Regions from separate parts of the Homo sapiens genome. Here region 2 is linked to region 1. A link is an interaction called in ENCODE POLR2A ChIA-PET data of the cell type or tissue named here. Cell type or tissue: OCI-LY7. All regions are shown on one strand.

Region 1 (8,000 bases):
GTTGCTACTGTTACTGAATTAAGACTTATGCTGTCTTAATACATGAGATACTTTGTTGCTAAGCTTTCCCCCTTCCTCCTCTCCCCCGCCCCACACACAGACATCACCTTCAAGCAGATACCCTTCCTCTTCTCTGCGTTCTCTTCCTGTTCACTGGCCCCTTACCTTCGGCTTTCAAGCATGCATATTTATCCATATCTTGAAAGAAATTGCTTGGCCGATTGCTTCCTGTCTCAACCACATTATTCCTCTTCTTCCTTACGTCATCAGTGAGAAAACTGTATTAGCAGATTTCAGTGGTATAGCAGTAATCTAGTGGGCATACTGTGTTTCACTACAAATGCATTCTTTCTTTCTTTCTTTTTCTTTTCTTTTTTTTTTTTTTTTTTGAGACGGAGTCTTGCTCTGTCGCCCAGGCTGGAGGGCAGTGGCGCAATCTCGGCTCACTACAAGCTCCGCCTCCCGGGTTCACGCCATTCCCCTGCCTCAGCCTCCCGAGTATCTGGGACTACAGGCGCCCGCCACCACACTCAGCTGATTTTTTGTATTTTTAGTAGAGACGGGGTTTCACCATGTTAGCCAGGATGGTCTCGATCTCCTGACCTCGTGATCTGCCCACCTTGGCTTCCCAAAGTGCTGGGATTACAGGCGTAAGCCACTGCGCCCGGCCTAAATGCATTCTCTTTCAATCTCCAATCTACTTAGAGATATGGCTCGCCTCCCCCTGCCGACTTCACTTACCAGTTTGTATTAATTATCAATGGGCTCTGAAGTAATAATGACAGCAAAATATATCCTCAATAGTTTTATATATTGTCAACCACTAATGGAACATTTTTCTTGTTTATGACTTACAGCCATGGCAATAAGACGGTCTCAGTCGTATTTTTCTCAATCCTGTAACTTTCTGTAAACGAGAGCTTTAATAAAAAGTTCAGGCCCGGCGTGGTGGCACACGCCTGTAATCCCAGCACTTTGGGAGGCCGAGGCAGGCGGATCACGAGGTCAGGAGATGGAGACTATCCTGGCTAACACGGTGAAACCCCGTCTCTACTAAAAATACCAAAAAAATTAGCTGGGCGTGGTGGCGGGCGCCTGTGGTCCCAGCTACTCGGGAGGCTGAGGCAGGAGAATGCGTGAACCTGGGAGGCAGAGCTTGCAGTGAGCCGAGGTCACACCACTGCACTCAAGCCTGGGCGACAGAGCGTGACTCCGTCTCAAAAAAAACAAAAAACAAAAAAAGTTCAGAAACATACATTTCTCTCTCTCTCTCTCTCTTCTTCTTCTTCTTTTTTTTTTTATGAGACAGAATCTCACTCTGTCACCCAGGCTAGAGCGCAGTGGTGCAATCTCAGCTCACTGCAGCCTCCACCTCCTGGGTTTGACTGATTCTCCCGCCTCAGCTTTCCAAGTAGCTGGGACTGCAGGAGTGCGCCACCACATCCGGCTCTCTCTCTCTCTCTTTTTTTTTTTTTTTTTTGTATTTTTGGTAGAGACAGGGTTTCACCATGTTGGCCAGGCTGGTCTCCAACTCCTGACCTCAAGTGATCTGCCCGCCTCGGCTTCCCAAAGTGCTGGGATTACAGGCATGAGCCACCGCGCCCAGCCTTTCTCTGATATTTTAAAATCATGACTCTATAATAGTTATTGGTGAATACAAAATGTTGAAAACCTCCGGTTTATACCTGCTGCCTCCATTTTGTTTTCTTTTTCTTTTCTTTCTTTTCTGTCTTTTTTTTTTTTTTTTTTTTTTTTTTTTTGAGACGTAGTCTCGCTCGGTCACCCAGGCTGGAGTGCAGTGGCGCAATCTCGGCTCTCGGCTCACTGCAAGCTCCGCCTCCCGGGTTCACGCCATTCTCCTGCCTCAGCCTCCTGAGTAGCTGGGACTACAGGCGCCCGCCACCTTGCCTGGCTAATTTTTTGTATTTTTAGTAGAGACCAGGTTTCACCATGTTAGCCAGGATGGTCTCGATCTCCTGACCTCGTGATGCGCCGGCCTCGGCCTCCCAAAGTGCTGGGATTACAGGCGTGAGCCACCGCGCCCGGCCACTGCCTCCATTTTCTTTATGTTTGCTTCTTCCTTAGCTGCCTACACTGAGGCTTCCCCTCTTACTGCTTTGGAAATGTTCTCTTGAAACAAAGCTACCAACAATTCCTTTCTTGTCAAATTCAAAAGCCACTGATTTTACTTCACTATTTGCCAACGCTGATCGTGCTTCTTTTCTTGAAACATTCTCTTCATTTTCACTGTCAGACCATACATCATCCTGGATGCATCCGGACAGAATGAGAACTGTGGCTGCTGCTGCTCCTACTGTAATTGTTACTCCTTTTACTTAGTAGTCATCTTTCCTTCACTGCTTACTGTAATTTCCACAGCAACCCTGAGGAGATCGGTATTATTATCCCCATTTTACAGTTGAGGAAACATGCTCAAAATTTAATCAACGGGTTCAAATTCACACACCAGAACAGGATCTGCTCTGGGAAATGTTAGATTTTGCAACGGAAAAGAAGAAAAAGTTTTTTCTAACTGGATCACAGCATACTATGTTGTTTATATTTAGATTAACTAGACTTTGTTTTATTCCATTTATCTGTAGTTTTGGGAAGTACTGTACATTTGGAAAGATGTCATTTCAAGTAATTTTTCTACCCAGGCTGTCCATTTACAATTACCTGGTCACCTTTGAATCACTTTCACCAAAATCAGAGAAGGTGGCTAGATAGCAAGTTGTGATATGCCACTGATTTTTTTTTCTCCCTTTTCAAGTTAAGTGGCTCCTGTAAGAATGGCCATGCAACCTTGGATTTATTCAGAGAATGCTCTAACCACATACACTACATCAAAAAGTATAGTCTCAGAATTTGACAGATGACAATAAAAATTTCCAATTAAACTATGTATTATAAATTGTTCAATTTTTGGCAGAGTGGATCTTATTGAAGGCACCATAATGATAAGGTAGGATTTAGTTACATACTTTAATTACATACATACTTTGTTTTCTCAAGCAAATGTGTAACAATGGTGTGATCTAGCTACAAAATATTTCCTTAAGATTTTTGTTGGCATGTCAGTGCTAACAATTAGGAATTAAGTGTTTTAAATTTAATCTGAAATTAGTGGTTTAAATACAATGATAAATGGTTTTCATGGTTGTCAGCCTTCATTTAATGTTATATTAAACCTCTTGAGTATGTTATACCACTACTTTGTTATTTAACTGATGGATCTGAAAACCCATAAAGATGCAGTATTTGTCTTACAAATAGCAAATGTATAGTCTTTGATTTGATCATTTAATGTACCCTTTTTTACACAGCCATTTGGCTTTAATCCTGTAACAGGTTATTGTCACTTGTCTTTTCTTTATCTACCAAAATGCCTTCAGTCATTTCATGAATAAATCAATGGAGGGAAGAGAGAAATATGAGTTATCCCAAAGATATATTAATGGCATTATTCCAATATAAATGGAATGAGGAAAAGAAGAATTATGCATTAGTAATGATGTTTTTCATTGCAGAGCAATTTCTACCTCGCAAAGGATTTTCATACAGATCCTCTTTCTTCATACTTAGCATTATATAGCTGAGGAAATTATAGTATTAAGTGACTTGTCTGAAGCCACACAGCAAGCATCAGATCTGGAATTAGAAAGCAAGTCTTCTCATGACCAGCCATTGTTCTTTTATAGTTTACCTTATAGATGGCATGAAAGTGACTTTTTTGTGGAATAGTTATTACAACTTCTCACCCCCCAATGTATCTACTTGTGAAAATAATGGGTTTTTTGTTTTGTTTTGTTTTGTTTTGTTTTGTTTTTTGAGACGAGTCTCGCTCTGTCGCCCAGGCTGGAGTGCAGTGGCGCGATCTCGGCTCACTGCAATCTCTGCCTCCCGGGTTCAAGCAATTCTCCTGCCTCAGCCTCCTGAGTAGCTGGGATTACAGGCGCCCACCACCACGCCCAGCTAATTTTTGTATTTTTAGTAGAGACGGGGTTTCACCATGTTGGTCAGGCTGGTCTCGAACCCCTGACCTCATGATCCGCCCGCCTCGGCCTCCCAAAGTGCTGGGATTACAGGCATGAGCTACCACACCCGGCCTGACTTACATGTTAAGGTGTCCAAATTGATTGAGATGTTCTTCTATCATAATTTATAGAATCTCTTCTACCATAATTTACTTCTTAACTGATGACCTTGGAGAATGAGCAGAATAACAGATGAGAAAGGGCTCAGGGAGAAAGAGAAATGTATATGCTCTCACTGGGCATGGTAGCTCATGCTTGTAGTCTCAGCACTTTGGAGGCCCAGGCAAGAGGATTGCTTGAGTTTAGAAGTTTGAGACCAGCCTGGGCAACATAGCAAGACCTCGTCTCTACTAAACATAAAAAAAAAAAAAAAAAAAAAAAAAAAAAAAAAAAAAAAAAAAAAAAAAAAAAAAGCTGAACATGGTGGCACGCCTGTAGTCCCAGCTACTTGAGAGGTTGAGATGGGAGGATCGCTTGAGCCTGGGAGATCAAGGCTGCAGTGAGCTAAGATTGCACCATTGCACTCCAGCTGGGTGGCAGAGTGAGACCCTATCTCTAAAAAAAAAATGTAAAAAAGAGACCGAGATGTATGTGTTCTCTACACTACTCATTATAAGGATGCAGGTGGGGATCAACTGGTTTATAAACAAGGTTTTACTTCCTCTTCCTGATCTGAACTGTATCATCATTTCCTCTATCTTTATTTGATGTGAAATGTATTGATGGTCATATATCAATTTCTTCTGTAGACTCAGTGATACAGGAAGTGTCCTGGTAAGCACTGGCACCCAAAACAGTAAAGATAAAAGCTTTAGTCTGAATTTTGCAGTTGGGAAAGTTGAAGTTGAGGGTGAAATGACTGAGCCACAGTGGGTTACTTAGCTTCCTGATACCAAGGCAGAGCTGTTTCCTCCAGGATTTGGTGACTTAGTAACCTCCTCCTGTTACTAGAAATTTCTCCTTTAGAGAAAACCAAAATTTGCTTCATTGTGATATTTACCCTCTGGGCCTATGTTTGCCCTCCAAGTCTGCATTGAACAAACGACTTTCTCCTTGTCTCCCCTGCATATGTCTTATGCAGCTTAGGGTCAGAAGTGGATTTGATTTCTGAGGAAACATCACCAACCAAGAATCTTTTTGTTTTTCCAGATAGAGGGTTTTGCTCTGTCACCCAGGCTGCAGTGCAGTGGTACCATCACAGCTCACTGTAGCCTCACACTCCTGGGCTCAAGTGATCTTCCCACCCCAGCCTCCTGAGTGTCTGGGATTACACGGGAGCCCCACCATGCCCTGCTATTTTGTTTTTAAATTTTTGTAGAGATGGGGTCTTGTTAGGTTGCCCTGGCTAATCTTGAACTCCTGCCTCAAGCGATCCTCCCTCCCCAGCCTCCCAAAGTGCTGGGATTACAGGTGTGAGCCACTGCACCTGGCTGTCCAAGGGACTTCTAAACAAAGCTTATTTTTGTTATAATAAAAACAAATGAAGATTAAGCAATCTAAAGACAAAGCCTCCTGAGTAGCTAGGACCACAGTGGCCCATCACCATGCCCAGCTAATTTTTGAATTTTTTGTAGGAACAGAGTTTCTCCATGTTGCTCAGGCTGGTCTGCAGCTCCTGGGCTCAAGCGATCCTCCTGCCTCAACCTCCCAAAGTGCTGTGATTACATATATGAGCCACTGTGCCTGGGCTAGTACATTGTGTTTTATCTCACTCTCTCATCTCAGAGGGAGGCTGAGGTAATTTATGCATATACACATGCACACACCCCATTTGTTGGACATCTACAATGTTCCTAATCCTTACAAGTTAGATTTTATTATCCCCATTTTACAGATGAGGAATCTGTGGTTAGATAACTCTTTAAAATCACTCAGCTAGAAAGTGGCTACAGTGGCATTAGAACTAAAAATTCCCATGGGATGAATGCCTTGGCTTTAAGTCCTTGCTCTTTTCACTGTAATATGCTGCGTGTCTGATCACATGGAATATTTGTGGTAAAGGTAAGAAACTTCAGAAGGCCACAGAACTAGTTTTGGAGCTGGAATCAGTTTTATGTTGTCTTGATTTTGTTCCTATTTGCTTGTGTAGTTTGCTAGATGTTACTTGCTTGAAAAGAAGTATCAATTGGGCTCATTTTTCCCCAAGTCCTTACAAACAGTGGTGCCTGTTTGATGCTTTGATTTAAAAAGAAATTGATAGTACCTTTAAGACTGTATGGATGGCAAGCTACTCCAAGGCTGGACTACATCTCTAGTTTCCTGAAAATGATTCCTCTCTAGGATTTACAGTTTGCTGGCTTTTAAGACATAATAGAAAACACAATTCTCTCCTTAAGCCCTGCAAGTCCTTGGCCGGGCGCAGAAGCTCACACCTGTAATCCCAGCACTTTGGGAGGCCAGGGCGGGGGGATCATGAGGTCAGGAGTTCAAGACCAGCCTGGCCAACATGGTGAAACCTCGTCTCTACTAAAAATACAAAAATTAGCCTGGCATGGTGGTGTGCGCCTGTAATCCCAGCTACTCAGGAGGCTGAAGCAGGACAATCGCTTGAACCCGGAAGTTGCAGTGAGCCAAGATTGCTTCATTGCACTCAAGCCTGGGTGACAGAGTGAGACGAGACTCTGGCTCAAAAAAAAAAAAAAAAAAAAAAAAAAAAAAAAAAAAAAAAAAAAAGCCTTGCAAGTCCTGAGGGGGCCCAGTGCTAAGACAAACGGATATGGTCATTTTCCCAAAAGGTTAAGGAGAATAGTTAGGTACAAGAATACCACACACCATCCTCAAACGGACAGAATTTTTGCCAGATACTGTTAATAAGTCAGATTTAATTGATAGATGGGTAAGATCTGAAATAACAGTCAGTCAAAAACAAGGCCTTTATTCTTCAAATCATTCTAAACTCCAAACTTCCCCCAAATGGCTTGAGATCACATTAAAGCCCAAACCTTCCATTTCTAAAGGAACAGAAATACATCGCAGTTCCCCGAATTCTCTTTCCCTTCAGCGTTGCCTGTCTACTCAGTTTAGACTGTTCTGAACTATCAGGCTCCGGGGTGGTGGCAGGCTCTGCTCACCCCAAGCTTTCCATTTTGATCAGTTTAATTCCCTAGGAGCCGACGACTGCCATCGGAAGGAAGAGAAATTGTGAGCTCGCGCTGGGCTGCCGGGGAGGGGAGGGCTGGCCAGTGAGGACTCCTATCTCTGGGGCTGGTCACCCAGCCTCAAACAAATCTGCATCACCCTGGGGGGTCTCACCCCTTTTTCTATGTCAATGATCCCCATTTGTCCCAAGTGCTTGGGGTTTCAGGTCCTGGTGAGCCATTCTCATTTATCTTCCTTTTGTTTTCTGCCTTAACTACTGACAATTATCATTTATTCTGTTCCTTTTAGCTTGGTGGTGAGTGCTGAGGCTTTGCTAGCCTTTCAGTTCCGCCATTCAGCCTCTTTCTAAAAAAAAAAAAAAAAAAAAACTGGGGCTTACCCAGTCTCTGACTAACAAGATGTCTTAGAGTTGGAGGGGATTTCTCAGTCCAGATTTTTCCTTGAATTTTCTTCCGTGTCAGAAAAGATTTAAAGACAAAAAAGTGCTCTTCCAATGGTGGCCGTGAGTCAGATGGCCCTGAATCAGATTTCTCCCTCTTCTTTAAAACCTTATTGAGGATCTTTCTGTCCTCAGCAAAATGCACACAATTTTAGAGGTTCACAGACCTTCTCATCTTTTAGACCTTTTTGAGGTTCTTTCTGTCCTCAGAAAAATGCACACAATTTTAGAGACTCACAGACCTTCTGATATCCATGAATGTACTGTCTCCAAATTAGGATTCCTGCCTGCGCTAGCGTACTTCTGGAGTTCTGAGATCTGATCTAGTATGAAGACCTCAGTAGTGAATGTGGCTTTTGAGATGGAATAATCTGATTTCCTCTCAGTTTTCCATAATTTTCAGCCTCACATATCAGAAAATCTGG
Region 2 (8,000 bases), 150 kb before region 1:
ACAAAAACATGTAAATTTCCTATTCCTGGGACTTCCTATGCACTGCTGAGCCTATCTGTTTTTAGTCACTGATAGAATGCCAAGAAGCCAGGTCCTGAGAGATCATGAGGACAAAAATAAACTCCTCTCCCAACTCACAGTCACATTATTGTTGCAGGGGCAGAGTTGGCCACAGAAAACTCAACAGGCTGGGTAAGACTATTCCTCCAGGAAGGCTGTTTTTCTCTTTCTTTCCCTCGCTCCCCTTTTACAGAAACCTAAACCATCGCCAGCTGTTGTAATCACACACACTGGATAAAGGGAAGCAAAAAGAATGGAATATATTTAGCCTAGGGTTTGGAGTCTAAAAGCCCATGTTCCATTCAAACTCTGCAAGAATCACTAAGGTTCTTGGTTTAAGCAACAGCCACCACCCCCCTTTTTTTTTTTTGAGACGGAGTTTCGCTCTTGTTGCCCAGGCTGGAGTGCAATGGCACGATCTCGGCTCACTGCAACCTCCGCCTCCCTGGTTCAAGCGATTCTCCTGCCTCAGCCTCCCGAGTAGCTGGGATTACAGGCATGTGCCACCACACCCGGCTAATTTTGTATTTTTAGTAGAGAAGGGGTTTCTCCATGTTGGTCAGGCTGGAACAGCCACCCCCTTATATGCTCGCTACAGATTCCAAAACACCTCCAGAGCCTGGAGTTTTAGAGATTATGAATTCTGTCTCTTGGCTTAAAAAGTTTTTATTTTTATTTATTTATTTATTTTGAGACAGAGTCTCGCTCTGTCGCCCAGGCTGGAGTGCAGTGGCGCGATCTCGGCTCACTACAAGCTCCGCCTCCCGGGTTCAGGCCATTCTCCTGCCTCAGCCTCCTGAGTAGCTGGGACTGCAGGCACCCGCCACCACACCCGGCTAATTTTTGTATTTTTGGTAGAGACAAGGTTTCACCATGTTAGCCAGGATGGAAAAAGTTTTTATTATAAATGCTGTCTATTTGAATTGGAATACCACAGTTTATTTTGTTTTCATAGGCTTTTATTCTTTTTCCTTTTTTTCTCATACTTTAAAACTTAGGTTATAATTCACATACTGTAAACTCACCATTTTATTTATTTATTTATTTATTTTAAGTATTACGGAGCTTCTCCACTTTTTTTTAATTAATTTTTTTTTTTAAAGAGAGACAGGGGTCTCACTATGTTGCCCAGACTGGTCTCTAACTCCTGGGCTCAAGTGATCCTCCCACCTTGGCCTCCCAAAATGCTGGGATTATATGTGTGAGCCATGGCATCCATTACTTATTTATTTTTATTGATTTATTTATAGAGACAGGGTCTCACTATGTTGCCCAGGCTGGTCTCAAACTCCTAGACTCAAGCAATCCTCCTACCTCTGTCTCCCAAAGTACTGAGATTACAGGCATGAGCCACTGTGCCTGCCTGACAGTCACCCTTTTAAAGTATTCAGTGGTTTTTTAGTACGTTCACAAAGTTGTATAACCATCACCACTATCTAATTCCAGAATATTTCTATTACCCCCCAAAAGAAACCCCATACCTATTAGCAGTAACTCCTCAATTCCCTCTCACCCCAAAGCCTAGAAACCACTAATCCACATCCTGTTTCTATGGATTTGCCTTTTTTGGAAAGTTCATAGAAATGCAATCATACGCTGGGCATGGTGGCTCATGCCTGTAATCCCAGCACTTTGGGAGGCTGGGGCAGGCGGATCACCTGAAGTCAGGAGTTCGAGACCAGCCTAGCCAACATGGTGAAACCCCTTCTCTACTAAAAATACAAAGTTAGCCGGGCATAGTGGTAGGTGCCTGTAGTCCCAGTTACTTGGGAGGCTGAGGCAAGAGAATCGCTTGAACCTGGGAGGTGGAGGTTGCAGTGAGCTGAGATCGCGCCACTGCACTCCAGCCTGGGAGACGGAGCGGGACTCCGTCTCAAAAAAAAAAAAAAAAAAGAAAAGAAAAAAGAAATGCAATCATACAATATGTGTCCTTTTGTGACTTGCCTTTTCCACTTAGCATAATGTTTTCAATGTTCATCTATGTTGTATCATATATCAGTATTTCATTCATTCCTTTTCTTTTTTTGAGAAAGGGTCTCACTCTGTGGCCAATGCTGGAGTGCAGTTGCATGATCATGGCTCACTGTAGCCTTAAACTCCTGGGCTCAATTGATCCTCCCACCTCAGCCTTCTGAGTATCTGCAACTACAGGCAATGCCACCACACCTGGCTTTTTTTTTTTTTTTTTTGTAGAGACAGGGTCTTACTGTGTTTCCCAGGTTAGTCCTGAATTCCTGGTCTCAAGCAATCTTCCCATCTTGGTCTCCCAAAGTGCTGAAATTATAGGCATGAGCCACTGTGCCTGGCCTCATTCATTCCCTTTTATGAGCGAATAATATTCTATTGCATGGATATACCACATTTTATTTATCCATTTTTCAACTGACAGGCATTTTGGTTATTTACACATTTTGGTTACCATGAATGATGCTGTTATAAACATTTGTTTATAAGATTTCATGTGGCCGGATACAGTAGCTCATGCCTGTAATCCTAGCACTTAGGGAGGCCAAGGCTGGCGGATCACCTGAGGCCAGGAGTTCAAGACCAGCCTGACCAACATGGAGAAACTCTGTCTCTACTAAAAATACAAAATTAGCCGGGCGTTGTAGCGCATACCCGTTAATCCCAGGTACTTGGGAGGCTGAGGCAGGAGAACTGCTAGAACCCGGGAGGCAGAGGTTGCAGTGAGCCGAGATCGAGCCATTGCACTCCAGCCTGGGCAACAAGAGCGAAACTCTATCTCAAAAAAAAAAAAAAAAAGATTTTATCTGGACATGTTTTTAATTTTCTTGCATATGAACCTGGAAGCAGAATTGCTAGGTCATGTGCTCTCTGTTTAATTTTCTGAGGAACTGCCAAACTGTTTTCCAAAACAGCTGTACTATTTTACATTCCTATCAGCAATGTATGAGGGCCCCAATTTCTCCATATCTTGTCTAACACTTATTATTGCCTATCTTTCCAATTATAGCCATTCTAGTAAATGTGTCTTAATTTTTAAGCTTAATTTATCTACTAGTTATTTGATGGTGGACCTGTTTTACAAATATGTTATCTCCTAAAACTTTCTGTGATAGTAAAATTGTTTTATTTTTTATTTTTTTATTTTTTGAGACAGAGTCTCTCTCTGTCATCGAGGCTGGAGTGCAGTGGCACAATTATAGCTCACTGTAGCCTCAATCTCCTGGACTCAACTGATCCTCTTGCCTCAGCCTCCTGAGTAGCTGGGACTACAGGTGCACACCACCATGCCCAGCTAATTTTTGTATTTTTTGTAGAGATGGAGTTTTACCACATTGCCCAGGCTTGTTTCAAACTCCTGACCTCAAGCCATCTGCCTGCCTCAACCTCCCAGAGTGCTGGGATTACAGACGTGAGCCACCATGCCTGGCCAGCTTGTTCTTTAAAGTAAAAAACTTATTGCTGAAATTATCTTGTAAAAGCAAATGTAATGGGCCTCATGAGCCGTCAGGTACCAATATTAATACCTATATAACCAAGGGTAACAATGAGGGTCATATGAGACAATGGGGATAATAGTAACAATAAACACATGTAATATCCACTATGTTCAGATACTTTTCCAAATGCCTTAGTGTTGACTTACTTAATATTCAGAACAACCCTGGAGGAAGCACCATTCGTAGCACCATGTTACAGACAATGACACTGGGACAAAGAAAGGCTAAGTAACATGTTCAAAATTGTATCACTAGCAAGTGCCAAGGCCAGGATTTGAGTCCAGGAATTCTAAAAGCAAAGGCTTAACCACTGATGAGGTTACTTCCGTATCTCAGAGGGGTTGTTGTAGGGAAAACTACAACTACCATTTATTATTGCTAATATTATTTTCATTATATGCAAGCAGAATGAGAATTAGGGATAAAGTTACAGAAAGAACATTATCCCGGGAGTCAGGAGACCAGGGTTGGGGTCATGGCTCTATCAGCAATCATATGACTTTGGGAAAGTTACTCGGCCCCTTGGAATCTCAGTTTTCTTCCTCAATGAAATGGAAATCCAGCCTAGGCAACATGGCAAGACCCTGTTTCTACAAAAAAATTTAAAAATTAGCCAGACATGGTGGCACATATCTCTGGTCCCAGCTCCTTGGGAGGCTGAGGTGGGAGGATCACTTGAGCCCAGGAGTTTGAGGCTGCAGTGAGCCAAGATTGTGCTACTGCACTCCAGCCTGGAATAAAAAAAAAAAGCCAGGCATAGTGGCTCACGCCTGTAATCCCAGCTACTTGGGAGGCTAAGGCACAAGAATTGGTTGAACTTGGGAGGCGAAGGTTGCAGTGAGCTGAGGTTGCACCACTGCACTCCAGCTTGGCCAACAGAGCAAGACTCTGTCTCAAAAAAGAAAAAAAGAAAAAAGAAATTCTAAATTCTATTATCATCCCACAGTGATATCAGGATGACTAAACTAGACAATAGCTAGAAAGCTCCCTGTGATCTGTGGAATACTATAAGTGAATATGATTTTATTATTGAAAATATCAGTTCTTTTAATCGTCAAGTCCTGAATATAAAGTTTCATTCTTGGGAGAAAAGCTGGGTCTCCCAGGGCTCTTCATTGCATAGTGCTAATCTCAGATGAGGTTCTTCATCCTTCTTTAATTGCACAGAGCTGCTTCACTCACTCATTTTTCCTGAAAACTATCAAGTTTTCTGAAGTTACAATCAGTAAAGATTTCAGATTACTAAGCCTTTATTTATATTCCTGGGGTTGGTATTTGCAAATGTTTCTAGCATCTGAGAATGGCATCAATTTTTGGAGAGAAAAATAGTAAACTTAATTTTAACTGTAAAAAACCTAGAGGCAGCCAGGAGCAGTGGCTCTGTCCTGTAATCCCAGCACTTTGGGAGTCCAAGGCGGTGTATCACTTGAGGTCAGGAGTTCGAGACCAACCTGGCCAACATGGTGAAGCCCCATCACTACTAAAAAAAAATACAAAAATTAGCCAGGTGTGGTGGTGGGAGCCTGTAGTCCCAGCTACTCAGGAGGCTGAGGCAGGAGAATGGCATGAACCCCGAAGGCAGAGCTTGCAGTGAGCCAAGATCGTGCCACTGCACTCCAGCCTGGGCAACAGAGCGAGAGTCTGTCTCAAAAAAAAAAAAAAAATTGGATTTATTGCCAGCATTTGAGGACTAGAAGTATGCTGCAAACATTTACATTCCAGGTTTCTCTTAAAAAATGGGTCCGGGCGTAGTGGCTCATGCCTGTAATTCTAGCACTTAAGGAGGCTGAAGTGGGAGGATTGCTTGAGCCCAGGAGTTCAAGACCAGCCTGGGCAACATAGCAAGACCTCATCTCTACAAAAAAAAATTTTTTTTAATTAGCTGGGTGTGGTGGTGTGCGCCTGTAGTCTCAGCTATTGGGGAGGCTGAGGTGGGAGGATTGCTTGAGCCCAGGAGTTCTAGGTTACAGTGAACTACGATCATGCCATTGTACTCCAGCCTGGGTGACAGAGCAATACCTTGTCTCAAAAAAATTTTTAAAGAAGGTTTTTTTTTAAAAAAGTATGGGCTGCACCTGTAATCCCAGCACTTTGGGGGGCCGAGATGGGTGGATCACTAGGTCAAGAGATCGAGATAATCCTGGCCAACATGGTGAAACCTCGTCTCTACTAAAAATAAAAAAATTAGCTGGGCGTGGCAGCGCGGGCCTGTAGTCCCAGCTACTTGAGAGGCTGAGACAGGAGAATCGCTTGAACCCAGGAGGCAGAGGTTGCAGTGAGTGGAGATCATGCCACTCCACTCCAGCCTGGGTGACAGAGTGAGACTCTGTCTCAAAAAAAAAAAAAAAAAAAAGGATGGGCTGCATTGCTGTAGAAATATCATTTAAGTTGGTTCCTCCTGTCGTTATGTTAAGGCTGTGACAGGGCAGTGGTATTAACACATCTAGAGAGATAAAGAGCTATGCTGTATCTATACTAGTACTTCACACTAGTATTTATACGAATGTGAAATTTCTATAAAAGGGAACAGACTCCATGGCCACTGCTATCCTGAGAGTTCCAGTCAAGGGATTGTTTTGGCGCTCCTTGTGCCAAAGCGGTTCACTTTTGATATGGCCCACTGAATTCTGAATGTTTAACTCTGCTACCAAAGTGATTGCAATGAAGATCTGGCCTACTCCGGGAGATAGAATGTGCTGCTGACCCAAGAGTATGTAAGTACTGTGCCTCCCTAGAGACTTTTTTCAAAACAATCAGAAATTAATTCATGACTTGGCACCCACAGGCCTTCCCAGTCTCACAAATATTTTGCTTGGCTCGAGTCCATATCTCAGGTCCTGATTACCTTAGTCTTTGATAAGAGCCATCTCTGGGCCCTTAGAAGCACAGGGTCTGAATCTGGAATGCAGAGGCTAAAGGAAGGTGAGACTCCAGCTGACCCTCCCTTAGCTATGTGACCAGCAATCTCCTTCTACAAGTTTCTTCAGTTCCTTCCTCCATAACCTTTTAGGACCTTTTTTTTTTTTTTTGAGACAGAGTCTCACTCTTGTGGCCCAGGCTGGAGTGCAGTGGCATGATCTCGGCTCACTGCAACCTCCGCCTCCCGAGTTCAAGTGACTCTCATGCCTCGGCCTCCCAGGTAGCTGGAATTACAGGCACCTGCCACCACACCCAGCTAATTTTTGTACTTCTGGTAGAGATGGGGTTTCACCATGTTGGCCAGGCTGTTTGCTCCCTCTTTTTTAAAACTCTTTTTAAAAAAAAAAAATTGTGATCAAATATACACAACAGTAAGTTTACCATGTTAACCATTTTAAAATACACATTTCTATAGCATTAAGTCCATCCATATTGTTGAACAACCATCACTGCCATCCACCCCCAGACCATTTTCATCTTGTGAAATGTAAACTCTGCACCCATTAAATACTAACTCTCCATTCCCCGTTTCCTCCAGCCTCTCTGACAGTCGCCATTCTACTTCCTGTCTCTATGAATTTAACTAATCTATGGACTTCATATAAGAGGAATCATATGATATTTGTCCATTTGCGACTGGCTTATTTTGCTTAGCATAATGTCTTCAAGGTTCACCCATGTTGTAGCATGCTGTAAAATTTCCTTCCTTTTTAAAAGTGAGTAATCATCCATTGTATGGATATACCACATTTTGTTTATCTATTCAACTGTCAATGGACCCTGGGTTGCTTCCACCTTTTGGCTACTGTGAATAAGCTGCTGTGAACATGGGTGTACAACATCTGTTTTGAGTCTTTGCTTTCACTTCTTTGAGTTTATACCTAGAAGTGAAATTGATAGATCATATGGTAATTCTATGTTTAATTTTTTTTTTTCTTTTTGAGATGGAGTCTCACTCTGTCGCCCAGGCTTGAGTGCAGTGGCACGATCTTGGCTCACTGGAACCTCTGCTTCCCGGGTTCAAGCAATTCTCTTGCCTCAGCCTCCCGAGTAGCTGGGATTGTGGATGTCCGCCACCACACCTGGCTAATTTTTGTATTTTTAATTTTTAGTAGAGACAGAGTTTTGCCATGTTGACCAGGCTGGTCTCAAACTCCTGACCTCAAGTGATGCCCGCCTTGGCCTCCCAAAGTGCTGGCATTACAGGCGTGAGCCACTGTGCCCGGCCTCAATGTTGAATTTTTTGAGGGTCTGTCATATCATTTTCCACACCATCTGCACCATTTTAAATTCCCACCAGCAATGCTCAAGCGTTCCAACTTCCCCACATCCTCACCAATACTTCTTGTTTTGTTTTGTTTTAAAATAATAGCCATCCTAACGAGTGTGAAGTGGTATACGAGAAAACTCTGAAAGTTGATTTCCTTCTCTATTCAACCCAGTCTACTTTTCTACCACTTCACAGATAAACCTCTTTTAAGGTCACTGGAGTCTTTTATAACGCATCATCCAAAGGTCACTATTCAGCCCCCAACTCATAATACAATCCCCATATAG

The links. ChIA-PET counts read pairs that join two places held together with the same protein. Peaks named below come from ENCODE experiments on the same cell type or tissue, not always from the same donor. Only the 100,000 strongest peaks of a DNase experiment are listed, where the experiment ranks them.
Region 2: POLR2A ChIA-PET joins it to region 1 with 9 read pairs; 2 of 35 experiments call an interaction of 5 or more read pairs at or near these places.

The regions. Positions count from the first base shown.
Region 1 is chr12:95,566,884-95,574,883 of GRCh38, forward strand. No RefSeq gene overlaps it. Among named protein-coding and RNA genes, the nearest start is that of USP44, 19 kb to the left of the region's middle. RefSeq lists an enhancer at 7,242-7,371. In OCI-LY7, no CTCF peak of the experiment used is centred here; DNase peaks (open chromatin) are centred at 1,408, 4,638, 6,622 and 7,458; H3K4me3 peaks cover 1,537 bases; H3K27ac peaks cover 4,138 bases.
Region 2 is chr12:95,418,179-95,426,178 of GRCh38, forward strand. The region is part of intron 5 of LOC107984545 (a long non-coding RNA gene); the gene reads right to left. Among named protein-coding and RNA genes, the nearest start is that of METAP2, 52 kb to the right of the region's middle. In OCI-LY7, no CTCF peak of the experiment used is centred here; no DNase peak of the experiment used is centred here; H3K27ac peaks cover 318 bases.